4 separate regions of the Homo sapiens genome follow, and all the other regions are linked to region 2. Evidence: chromatin contacts called from ENCODE Hi-C data. All regions are on one chromosome and are shown on one strand. The core of a region is the stretch at or near the end of the contact, and the rest is flanking DNA. Distances in the headings are between cores, read along the strand shown. Region 1 holds the start of SPTY2D1 (SPT2 chromatin protein domain containing 1). Region 2 holds the start of FANCF (FA complementation group F). Region 3 holds the start of CCDC34 (coiled-coil domain containing 34). Region 4 holds the start of LDHA (lactate dehydrogenase A).

What was found. Hi-C counts contacts between places; a loop is a spot of excess contacts on that map. Pooled maps may share reads with other maps.
Region 1: a loop to region 2 is called in a map of ascending aorta, with 8 times the contacts of the local background. The contact joins the promoter of SPTY2D1 here to the promoter of FANCF in region 2. A Hi-C loop is called at or near these places in 1 of 168 maps with a recorded cell type or tissue (ascending aorta), 1 of 37 single-sample maps with no recorded cell type and 11 of 50 pooled maps.
Region 3: a loop to region 2 is called in a map of B cell, with 20 times the contacts of the local background. The contact joins the promoter of CCDC34 here to the promoter of FANCF in region 2. A Hi-C loop is called at or near these places in 5 of 168 maps with a recorded cell type or tissue (B cell, CD4-positive, alpha-beta T cell, CD4-positive, alpha-beta memory T cell and 2 more) and 10 of 50 pooled maps.
Region 4: a loop to region 2 is called in a map of CD8-positive, alpha-beta T cell, with 25 times the contacts of the local background. The contact joins the promoter of LDHA here to the promoter of FANCF in region 2. A Hi-C loop is called at or near these places in 2 of 168 maps with a recorded cell type or tissue (CD8-positive, alpha-beta T cell and naive thymus-derived CD4-positive, alpha-beta T cell) and 8 of 50 pooled maps.

The regions. Positions count from the first base shown.
Region 1 is chr11:18,632,961-18,635,744 of GRCh38, forward strand. It overlaps SPTY2D1 (SPT2 chromatin protein domain containing 1), which reads right to left and starts at 1,382. Exons shown (of 6, transcript NM_194285.3): 1 at 1,238-1,382. The coding sequence starts at 1,297. LOC105376578 (a long non-coding RNA gene) reads left to right here and starts at 1,389. Exons shown (of 2, transcript XR_931097.3): 1 at 1,389-2,001. RefSeq lists a silencer at 367-546 and an enhancer at 1,603-1,872.
Region 2 is chr11:22,624,402-22,627,246 of GRCh38, forward strand. FANCF (FA complementation group F) reads right to left here and starts at 1,422. Exons shown (of 1, transcript NM_022725.4): 1 at 1-1,422. The coding sequence starts at 1,409. The coding sequence ends at 285. It also overlaps a transcript of GAS2 not described here. RefSeq lists enhancers at 312-471, 482-531, 912-1,121, 986-1,885, 1,212-1,401.
Region 3 is chr11:27,361,931-27,364,630 of GRCh38, forward strand. It overlaps CCDC34 (coiled-coil domain containing 34), which reads right to left and starts at 1,285. Exons shown (of 6, transcript NM_030771.2): 1 at 906-1,285. The coding sequence starts at 1,264. RefSeq lists enhancers at 679-1,546, 1,542-1,711 and a silencer at 1,232-1,301.
Region 4 is chr11:18,393,112-18,395,841 of GRCh38, forward strand. LDHA (lactate dehydrogenase A) reads left to right here and starts at 1,452. Exons shown (of 8, transcript NM_005566.4): 1 at 1,452-1,525. RefSeq lists enhancers at 747-1,411, 1,058-1,147, 1,412-2,077, 1,458-1,547 and a silencer at 2,308-2,357.

The sequences.
Region 1 (2,784 bases), core at 132-2,631, 4.0 Mb before region 2:
AAATTTACAGATGCTTCTAGAAAGTAAATCTGTTGATCTGGGTTTCAAAGGTTTGAGTCTATACCTTCAACATGCAAAGCTTATGACTCACGGCTTAGAGGAATGGTTATTCAGAGTTCTTGGGATAAGGGATGGCTGTGTGTGTGTATATATACATATATTTATAAACATAAATATAGACCTTTTTCAGATCAATATTTTCAAAGGGATAAAAGAATGAACTAGCCTCAGAAGACAAAAAAAAGCTGCAGAAGAGAAAAAAACGAATATTGCAATATACGAATATCTAGGAAATGCAGAGCACTTCGTCGGAGCTCAATAAATTCTAGCTGAATTGACTTTGAGAGCCGTTTTAGTTCTATACCTCACTGCTCAAACCGCAGGCATCACCATGCAACTTATCGGTTTACAGCTGTGCTGTGGGTACCATCTGAAAATCTGGAAATGATTAGCTTATGCAAAACAGCCATAACCCCCAGAAACCAGGCGCTCTCCACCACTTTACCATTTAAGTCTTACACCGCTCTTGCGACTGTAAGCGAACTGACAAACATCTACTGACCAAATGGGACCTAGATTTTAAACAAAGACTGAAATCTGGAAGGCTACAAGTAAACAGAAGCTGAAACTAGCTCACCTATTCTGTTGGCCAAGGATTTCGTGGAATCTGCTAAACTTCTCTTCCCAAAAGATGATACCTATCCCCTGGGAGGTGATAATTTAATCACCTCGGTGGCTGAGTGGGTGGGGCCGAGTCAGAGAATTCTTTCAAGAAATCGCTAAACGTTTGACTTGAAGATCGATGAGAAGCCAGCCAAAAAGCTATCAAGCCAAGGACCCCAAACCCCCTAACTCCCTTACATACATATTTCCTTCCCAATCTCTAGGCTGAAGTTTATGTGGAAGCCAAAAACTACCAGCGCTAGAATCCACAGCGTGCCAGGCACAGCTCACTCACGGCTTTCACGCAATTCTAGCTACAACACCCAAACCGCAAAGTCCCTGTTGCAGGGGTAAATAAGCCGGCGAAACCCATTCACAGGAAGGCTCCCGCGTCTCGTCCCAAGCTCTTTTCTCCCGAGTTCCCAAGAGTATAAACCCAAGAAAAGGAAATAAGGCGTCCGGGTCTTTCCTCTCCCGGAGCCGATAGGCGGCTGCCCAGAAGTTCCATGGGCCACACACATTCCGAACTTGGAAGACTAGGGTCCCCTACATTGATGCCCCAGCTGCTACTTACCGGCACATTGTTGACACCTTGTCCCTTGGAAGCTATCATGAGAATTTCTCTGAAGTCCATGTTGGGCCGAGGCGGGAGAGACTGGGCCAGGCACTCGGAAAGGACTGACAGCGCACCTAACCGAGGCGCCCAGCTACAGCCAACTGCACTGCCTCGGGAGCCCCACTCCCACCCCGCCTCTGCGGGACCACTTCCGGCGCCTTCCTATGCCGTCTGCCCGCCCCCTTCCCTCCACGGCCTATATCCTTTCAGGGCCGCCACAGCGCTCGCGAGTCCCTGCGTAACTTCCGCTTTTAGGCCGAGACACGTACAAACGTGATACGTGGCTGCTGGCGTCGACCCGAGGGGCAGGGACTAGGCATTTTAGCAACCAAGGGGGTGTGGCTAAGCGAGAGAGCGGCTTCCCTGGTGGCCCGGGCGCGCGGTCTTGTCATCTTGTTGCTCCTTGTGAGCGCTGGGTAGAGAAAGTGAGGGGGTAGAGGGTTTACTTGCCAGGCCTGGGTTCTCTGGGTGTCACGGGTAGGCGCTTAGATCCAAAACGGCGGCGCCACAACAGCTGAACAGACGGATCTCGAGCCGGGGTTTGGGCTACTTGTGTCTAGGCGCTCGCGAAGCTGCGCAGGCGCACACAGCAGCGCCGTGGTCCTGTCTTGGATGCCCATTACTCATCAAATTCGGCCACATGCCGTGCGCTTACCTCCTACTCAGATGCACGCGTGCCGGGGATGGGGGCACGCGCTTACTTCTTTTGCCCCGTTTAGAAAGTAAGTTTTATGTGGAGCAGCCAACCTGTGTTTTTGCTCAGGCAATGGATTAAGGAATTTCACATACAGACCCAGCCTTGACATAACTTTGGTGTACTGATGAACATATGCTTCATATTCATATTCATTGGGATCCTAGTCCTGACTTCTTTTGGAGAGTTATCTTGGATCTGTAAGGTCATTTCGACTTAGCAAAAACACTGAAAATAATTAGGCAAACCTGGGTCTGCAAGTGGGAACCCGCCAGGGGATTGATAGCAAACAGGTACTCGGGATCTTTTCGGTGGGATGGAAATGCCTCCAAACTGGATTGTGGGGATGGTTGCACTATACATGTACTAAAAATCGTACACTTAAGACGGGTGAGAATGATACAGTATGTAAATATGTCAAGCTGTTAAAACATGCTAGACAGGCCGAGCGCGGTGGCTCACGCCTGTAATCCCAGCACTTTGGGAGGCCGAGGCGGGCGGATCACGAGGTCAGGAGATCGAGACCATCCCGGCTAAAACGGTGAAACCCCGTCTCTACTAAAAATACAAAAAATTAGCCGGGCGTAGTGGCGGGCGCCTGTAGTCCCAGCTACTTGGGAGGCTGAGGCAGGAGAATGGCGTGAACCCGGGAGGCGGAGCTTGCAGTGAGCCGAGATCCCGCCACTGCACTCCAGCCTGGGCGACAGAGCGAGACTCCGTCTCAAAAAAAAAAAACAAAAAACATGCTAGACAAAGCTGCTGGCTCTTACTCTTTGATGGTTTAATGCTGCGAACGTAATTCAAAATCAAA
Region 2 (2,845 bases), core at 172-2,671:
CACATATTTTCAACATTCTTACAAATGGGCCTTCTATTAAAAAGCAAACTATTGCTAATTCCATGGCTTTAAGTGGAGTACTTCCAATCACTTCCTCTATCCAGAAAATCCGTGACACTACATGCCAGCTACTTTGCATATTTATAACTGTTTAATAAACTATTCAAAATTAGCATCTAAAATAATTATACTTTGGACACACGAAGGCATATATTTGGTGAGAACATTGTAATTTTCATTTTGTAAACTATATATTCTATATTCAAGTAATAACACAGCATTGCCTATACAGAACTGAGGCCTGCGCTGAGACCCAAAACTTGTCTTTTCCTAAATGCACCACTACGAAGAGCTAATAAGAGGTCTGTCCAGATGCTAAGACCAGGTACTTCAAAATCTCCATCCTGCGCTTTACAGGTCTCCAGGGCAGTTAGAACTTTATCTTTCAGAGGTGGAGGGGCCTGACAGAGGCTTTGAAACCTATTGTGCAACTCCTCCCAGGGCACATCTTGGGACTCAGTTCCAACCCAAATGCCTTTCTGAAGGTCATAGTGCAAACGTTGACCCCAGTCTGTTAGCAGACCCAGATAGACAGGAGACAGCGCTGGGTGGCGGCTAGTCACTAAAGTCAAAAGCCCGGCTGGGAGGGCGCGACAAAAGGCAGCAAAGACTTCCGAATTCCCCAGAAGCCAGTGGACTAGCACTTGGCTCCCCTCTCCAGGTGATTTGTGGATGCCGGGTTCCAACTCTTCTTGGGGCCGACGAGACAAAGGCGGCTGCAACAGCGCCACCGCTATCACCTTCAGGAAGTTGTTCTGAGGCAAGCGCTCCCACAGGCTGCTGAGAAACCTGGCGGGACGCTCCGCTTCGGCCTTCCCCACCTCCTGCAGACGCTCCAGCAGCAGCTCCGCCTGGGTCTTCATCAGAGAGTCCTCCTGGAGATTTGGGTTCTCTCTATAGCCATTGAAGCGCAGCATGTGCACCGCAGACCGCCGGCGGGCAAGGCGGGCCAGGCTCTCTTGGAGTGTCTCCTCATCGGCGTCCCGGACGCCCGGGCCGGGAAAGAGTTGCTGCACCAGGTGGTAACGAGCTGCATCCCCGAGGGCCCGGTTCTCCAGCAGGCGCAGAGAGAGCAGGACGTCACAGTGACCGAGGGCCTGGAAGTTCGCTAATCCCGGAACTGGACCCCGCCCAAAGCCGCCCTCTTGCCTCCACTGGTTGTGCAGCCGCCGCTCCAGAGCCGTGCGAATGGGGCCATGCCGACCAAAGCGCCGATGGATGTGGCGCAGGTAGCGCGCCCACTGCAAGGCCCGGCGCACGGTGGCGGGGTCCCAGGTGCTGACGTAGGTAGTGCTTGAGACCGCCAGAAGCTCGGAAAAGCGATCCAGGTGCTGCAGAAGGGATTCCATGAGGTGCGCGAAGGCCCTACTTCCGCTTTCACCTTGGAGACGGCGACTCTCTGCGTACTGATTGGAACATCCGCGAAATGATACGCCTCTCTGCAATGCTATTGGTCGAAATGCATGTCAATCTCCCAGCGTCTTTATCCGTGTTCCTTGACTCTGGGCAACTTAAAAGCCCTAATACTTTTACTTTCGCCACACAAAGAGGTTCTTCTTAGTGGAGGGAGAGCAGATGTAGGGCATCCTACCGAGAATTTCCGGAACCACGTGCGAGATGATGCCAGTCATGAACGTCTCCGCGCTTCCTTTCGCTTTGGAAATATCCTTAAGTAGAAATTTTCTGAGCTTTGCCTAAAACTAGAATCTGTGTTGAGGTTTTTCAAAATTAAGTAACGCCAGAGACATACTGTGACGTGAGGAAACGCTCTTAAATGAAATTTTAAGATCTATTTGAGAAACATGTACTAAAAATGTACTGACCTCCTATTAATGCCAGGCGCTATGCTGAATTCTGGGCCTTCACATTGTCCTTCCATTATTAGAACTGAAGCCCAGATTATTTGAAACAAAAAATAAACTTCAATAATTTATTAAAATTTGCAAAGGAACAAAATTTTACTTCACAATTGTACATTTCGTTTTCGTAATTTTTAGGACAAAATAGCTTAATTGACTCTTCTGTCATACAAATAATCAGCTGAAGGAAATGGCATTTAAGAGCATCGAACAATAATAAATGTTTGATTAAATAAAAACCGTGACAAGAGAGTAGGGAGGAGAAGGTCCTATGTCGCTCACTGATGCACTTAACAAACATTTGTCAACTCCTAGGAGTTGCATTCTGTACAAAATGCACAACAATTCTTACTTAAGTTCATAATATAGTAATTCATTTGAGCTGAATTTCCTTCCAGTCCTAAAGACACAGCCAAAACTATTCGAAAAGTGGGGGAAGGTGTTTTGTTTTGTACTTTAACAAAAAGGGGAAGAGAAACAAATTTAAAAGAGGGGAAGAGTCATTTTTCATTTATTAAAATAAGCATTCCTACACCTTTTAGAAAGTAAAGCAGTGATGTGCATGCTGTTAATTCAGATTTATGCATTTATTTATTTATTTTGAAACGGAGTCTCATTCTGTCGCCCAGGCGCGGCCAATTTTTGTATTTTTAGTAGAGATGGGATTTCACCTTATTGGTCAGGCTGGTCTCGAACTTCTGACCTCAAGTGATCCTCCCGCCTCGGCCTCCCAAAGTGCTGGGATTAGAGGCGTGTGCCACCGCGCCCGGCTATTATTTGATTTTTATTAGTTATCTCAAACTCTTACTTGGTCCTGAAATCGTTATTTTATTTTATCCTAAGGATACTATGAATCTTAAAATTCTTTTTCTTGGCTACTACAAACTTAGAACCAAGTGTGCAGCCTGCCTTTAGCAAATGTACAG
Region 3 (2,700 bases), core at 35-2,534, 4.7 Mb after region 2:
TATTCCTTCAGGGATTGGCCCTTTGCTCCTACTTCTGTATACCCAATACTAGGCATGCAGTTTAGGAAAGAGAACATGATCTGTCTATCTTCGTAGTAGACCCAGGTCTGCTAATAACTAGGTGCATGCCTTTGAGTCACTTTTTGCATTCTGAGCCATGGTTTTATTATCTGTAAAATAAGTGGATTGATTTAGGCTTCAATTCATGAGAGTAGAGACCAGTATCTTGTTTACGGTCCCCAGTACGTAGACTAATATGTGGCAAACAATGTTTGCTGAGTGAGTAACAGTAGAAATAAACAAATTAAGACAGTTTTAATAACCCCATTGGTCCTAACATTGATACAATGACATCCATTCCTCTGTGCATGCTCAGATCCTCTCTAACCACGTCTCCACATGCTGAGGTTGACATTGCTAATCTCTGTGCTTCAGCACTTTATGTTATAAAAAGTGACCTGTTTACTACAACCTACTTCACTAGCAATCAGTATGTTTTCAGAATAACCAACCACAGGTACTACTAAGGTGCAGTAAACCACGTTCTGGTGTTCAGGTTTGGGATAAGAGTTCTGCAGTGCACAATCTGGCTTTTGAGGATTCATAGAACGCCTGAAATGGTAGCAGAGTTTTGTGTGTTTGAGACTATGTACATTTTTCTGGGAAGTGAGACTGCAGCAATCATAATATCTCAGGAAAAAAGGATTAAGAGCCATAGGAAATCTATGGTCATTTGCAAGAATTTGCACAGGGCTCTTTATGTGCAAAAAAAACCACGGCACCTCAGTCTGCAAGTGCCTGCTCTGCCTTTGGGGCGGAGGGCAGGAGGATGTTAGAAGGGGGTACTTAAGAGGGTCTAAGGAATCTTGAAAAGGGCTGAATCGGCCGGGCGGCCTCGGGTTTACCTGGCGCACCCCTGTAACTCCATTCCTCTCAGGCTCGCCACTTTGGCCTCTGAATCATGGGCATCTTCATCCACGTCTTCCTCATCATCCACGTCTTCCTCATCCTCCCCGTCACCGTCGTCCTCGTCAAACTGGAAGCTCTGGTGGCCAAGGGGAGACAACAGCGACCTGGTGGAATTGCTGCAGCTCAGCGGCAGCGGCGGCGACGGCGAGCGCACCACCTCCAGCCCCTGCCCACGTGCGCCCGTCATAGGGACTGAGCAGGAGTCCGAGGAGGGCCGAGACCTGGGTCTGCAGTCAGCAGAGAAACCGGCGTAGGAAGAGGGAAAAGTAGGCCCCCAGCGCCCCGCCGCCCACATCTGGCCCGCCAAGTTCAAACTGGCGGAGCCGCGGCGGGGACGCGCTTTCCCAGCGGGCCCTGCGCGCGCCAGGCCGGCCAATCCCGGCCAGCACAGACCCCGCGTTGCCATGGCGACGCGTGGAGGCCGGGAGGACTTTGTCAGGGCCTGCAGAGCTTGGCTTCCTCCGCCCCGGCCTCCCTTAGCCAGCCCTTCCTCCTCAGTGGCAGGAAGGTGCCTGCTGTTTGCAAGCTTGTTTAGTACGGTGTCTCCCCACGCCACTGGCGGGGTCCTGGCTCCCTACCGACAACTTTGAGGGCCTGTCCCTTGTTTGCCGTGGTGTTGCAGTTCATTTTGTACATGAAATATGTTACCTGCCACTGAATCAGGGAAAGACGCAGAAACCAAAACCACCCCCTATATAATTACGAGGTCAGAATTGTGAGCATCGGTCGTGATTTCTTTCAGCACAAGTCGATATATTTTGAGGAGAGGGGAGGGAACTTGATCCAAGTTTACAGGTGTATCCCAGAACGCACTTTTAGGACAGTCATTGCGTGTTTTGGTAGCACTTCGTTTGCCTGGCATCTTAAGGGACCTAATTTGTCTACACATGTGAATTTTTGACCTCTTTGAAGCCTCTAGTGTATTGTAGGGTCTGCGTAAAGCACAAGGGATAGATGATTAAAAGTCTCGCCCTTAAGTTCCTCATCCTGTTGTCGTGAAAAATGATCTCAGTAAATATGCTGATATGCATTTTATGTGGGATCTGAGGGGCACTCTCGGGAATGGGGATAAAGGCAGTAAAGGAAAGGTAGATGCTTTATTCATGCTGACAAAACTGTACATTTGTAAATAAATAGGGCTTTTGTCCAGTTCATAATGTATATTACCGGTAGAAATACCATAAACGAAAATTGACCATGGCTAACACATCACACAAAACTTTTTAGTGACCAGAGTGATACAAAAACTTTGATGAAATCTAGATCTGCAAAATTTAACACAGGAGAATTAGCTATGGTAGAAGTAATAGCAACCAAAGGCAATTCAGAAGGCAGAGCTATAATTAATAAAATATGACATGATTAAATCTATTTAAATTGAATATTTTCTTTAAAATTTCGGTGAAAACAAAATGAAAGAAAATTGGAGCACTCCAAATGAGTAATAAAGTTGATCAAGGAATAAAACTGACCTAATGGAGTTTTCGTTCTCGACCCTAGTTATTCAATATTGGCATTTAAAAACCTTTTATCAGAACATCTCTAGAATCAGTAACATCGAAACGCACTGAGCTGCCTTAGGGCCTCATAAAGAGGTAAGCTTGAGAAGCTGTTTTCCAATAGATATAACCAAACATAACTGTAGTGGGAAAAACACTAGTATGAAAGGGACCTGGAATCAGTGGTTTTCTTGGTACTTGATAGGTTTTCCATTCCTAACACTCCTCTGAA
Region 4 (2,730 bases), core at 202-2,701, 4.2 Mb before region 2:
TTCCCTAATCATTTGGTCTTTCCCATGACTGGCTCCTTCCTGAGGCTATCTAAGACTCCTCATTCATTAACATTAAGTCAGGGAAAAAGGCTCTTTATAAATAACAAAAGACATTCCTATCAGAAAATTCAGGAAATTTTGGCATACTCAAGGGCTTACCAAATATATTTCATAATATACCCCACAGTGGGGAAGTATTGGTACAAATTAAAGAAGAGATGGAGGAGGGCGGGCTAGGCAATGGAATCAGCAAGAATACAGGCCCAGAGGTAAGTATGATAAGAAAACAAAAAATTGAGCTGGGCACGGTGGCTCACGCCTGTAATCCCAGCTCTTTGTGAGGCCGAGGCGGCCAGATCACTTGAGGCCAGGAGTTTGAGATCAGCCTGACCAACATGGTGAAACCCCGTCTCTACTAAAAATTACAAAAATTAGCCGGGCGTGGTGGCGCCTGGCTGTAATCCCATCTTCTCAGGAGGCTGAGGCAGGAGATTCGCTTGAACCCGGGAGGCGGAGGTTGCAGTGAGCCGAGATCAGCCCACTGCACTCCAGCCTGGGCGACAGAGCGACTCCGTTTCAAAAAAAAAAAAATTAATAATTAAAAAAAAAATCGCAGGGCAAGTGGGCGCGCTTGTAGTCCCAGTCACTTCGGGGAGCCGAGGTGGGAGGATCGCTTGAGCCAGAAGGTCGAGGCTGCAGGAAGCCATGATCACGCCACTGCCCTCCAGCCTGGGTGACAGAGTGAGACCCTGTCTCGAAAAATACCAAAAAACAAATAAACAAACAAAAAACCAAAACCAAAAAAACAAGCCACTGACAGTTCTTGGGTATGGTTGAGACTCGAGATGAGATGCCAGTGGGGTGGGCAGTAGAAAGTGCAGAATAAAATGTACATTTGAACTGAGTCACCCTGCAAGGCCTGAGAGGCCAAGGCTTCACTGTGAGTGGGAGCTGGTAGGCTTAGCAGCAGAGGGAAAAGCAGCGTCGAGTTTTGGAGGTCACTCGACTTAGGTAAGAACAGACTGACTGACTGCTAGGCATTTTCTTCCTTTCGTTCAACAAATATTTGTGGAGTGCCTATTACGTGCCAGAAGCTGTTCTGGACACTGAGAAACAGGGATGAAGAAGAAACAGATCCAAGCCTTCCTGAGAGTAACCTCCCCAGGTTTCATGGATGAGGAAACTGAAGGTCGTCCTGACTCAGGCTCATGGCTCCGACCCCGGCTTCTGTGGTTGGAGGGCAGCACCTTACTTAGACTCCCAGCGCACGTGGAGCAGTCTGCCGGTCGGTTGTCTGGCTGCGCGCGCCACCCGGGCCTCTCCAGTGCCCCGCCTGGCTCGGCATCCACCCCCAGCCCGACTCACACGTGGGTTCCCGCACGTCCGCCGGCCCCCCCCGCTGACGTCAGCATAGCTGTTCCACTTAAGGCCCCTCCCGCGCCCAGCTCAGAGTGCTGCAGCCGCTGCCGCCGATTCCGGATCTCATTGCCACGCGCCCCCGACGACCGCCCGACGTGCATTCCCGGTACGGTAGGGCCCTGCGCGCACGGCGCCAGAGGGATGGGCGGGTAGAGCCAACTGCCTCTGGTTCTGCTGGCCTCCGCTGCTCGCGAAGGGATTCCTGCTCCCGGGAGGTGTAGGAGCCGCTTTCCAGAAGCACAGCCCAGAGACGTCTGGGCGGCGGCCCACACAACGCATGTGTTCGGAGCTCGCCGCGCTCTGCTTTTGCTCTAAGCGGGAACCATGGCTTCTGGCCACGCTGGGGAACCGAGGAGGTGGCCGCACCCAAGCAGGGGTCGAAAGCCCGGGTGGATGCGGAACAAGGATATGATAGGCCTTAAGGGTGGGGGATACCTCTGGGCTCGAAATCGGCGGGCGGTGCAAAACTCGAGGTCCAGTTCTCGGAGCCCATAGAGCCAAAAAAGCCTCAGCTTGTCCGGGGCGGGTTCTTGAAAGACGGAAAGCGGCTGAGTACCACGCGGCTTGCATTTTTCTCTTGGGACGCTCGAGAGGTGGGCTCCGTGAGGGCAGCTGCTGCCTGCAGATTATAGGGAGCCCTTTGCGCATTTATTAAGAAGCTACTGGTGTATCTCGGGCTGCGCTAGGCACGGCGCATGCAAAGATGAAGCAGGCAGCATCCCAGCCCTTCCGCACCTCAGACGGTCAGTTGAGTAGGATCCGCCGGTACCAACTCCTCCTTTTAACAAATAGGGAGACCGAAAGCTAGGAGACAGTCAGGGATCTCTAAGTTCCCAGTGAGTAGGAGGCAGAGGTGAGGTGTAGAACTCGTTTTTGCATGTCTCTCGCCTCTAGACGCACCCTTCCCTCATCCCATGCCCTCCCACCTCCGCCCCTACATTAAAGGTAGCATTGGATCCCGGGGCCGTTCAGTGAAGCTAGCAGGTGTCCGCAGGAACTCCCTTCCCCCTGCCAGGCTAGAAACCTTACAAGGCTGTCTAGAAATAGCAGTGATTTGTAAGGAGAGACCCGGCTCCAGCTTGGTGACTCTGGGCTGACTGCCTGCCTAGAGGTCCTCTCGGATTTTTGCCCTTTGGAGTGGTGTCAAAACTAGACGTGATACTTTGGGGATGCAGCCTGTGATATTTCCTCCAGCGAATGCAGTGCAGGGTTGGATTAACAAGGTGGAAAGAATTCGAGGGTTCCACCAAGTAGCTATTAACTCTAGGGCTGCAGGCCTCAGGCCTTCTGCAGCTATTTCTACACTCCCTG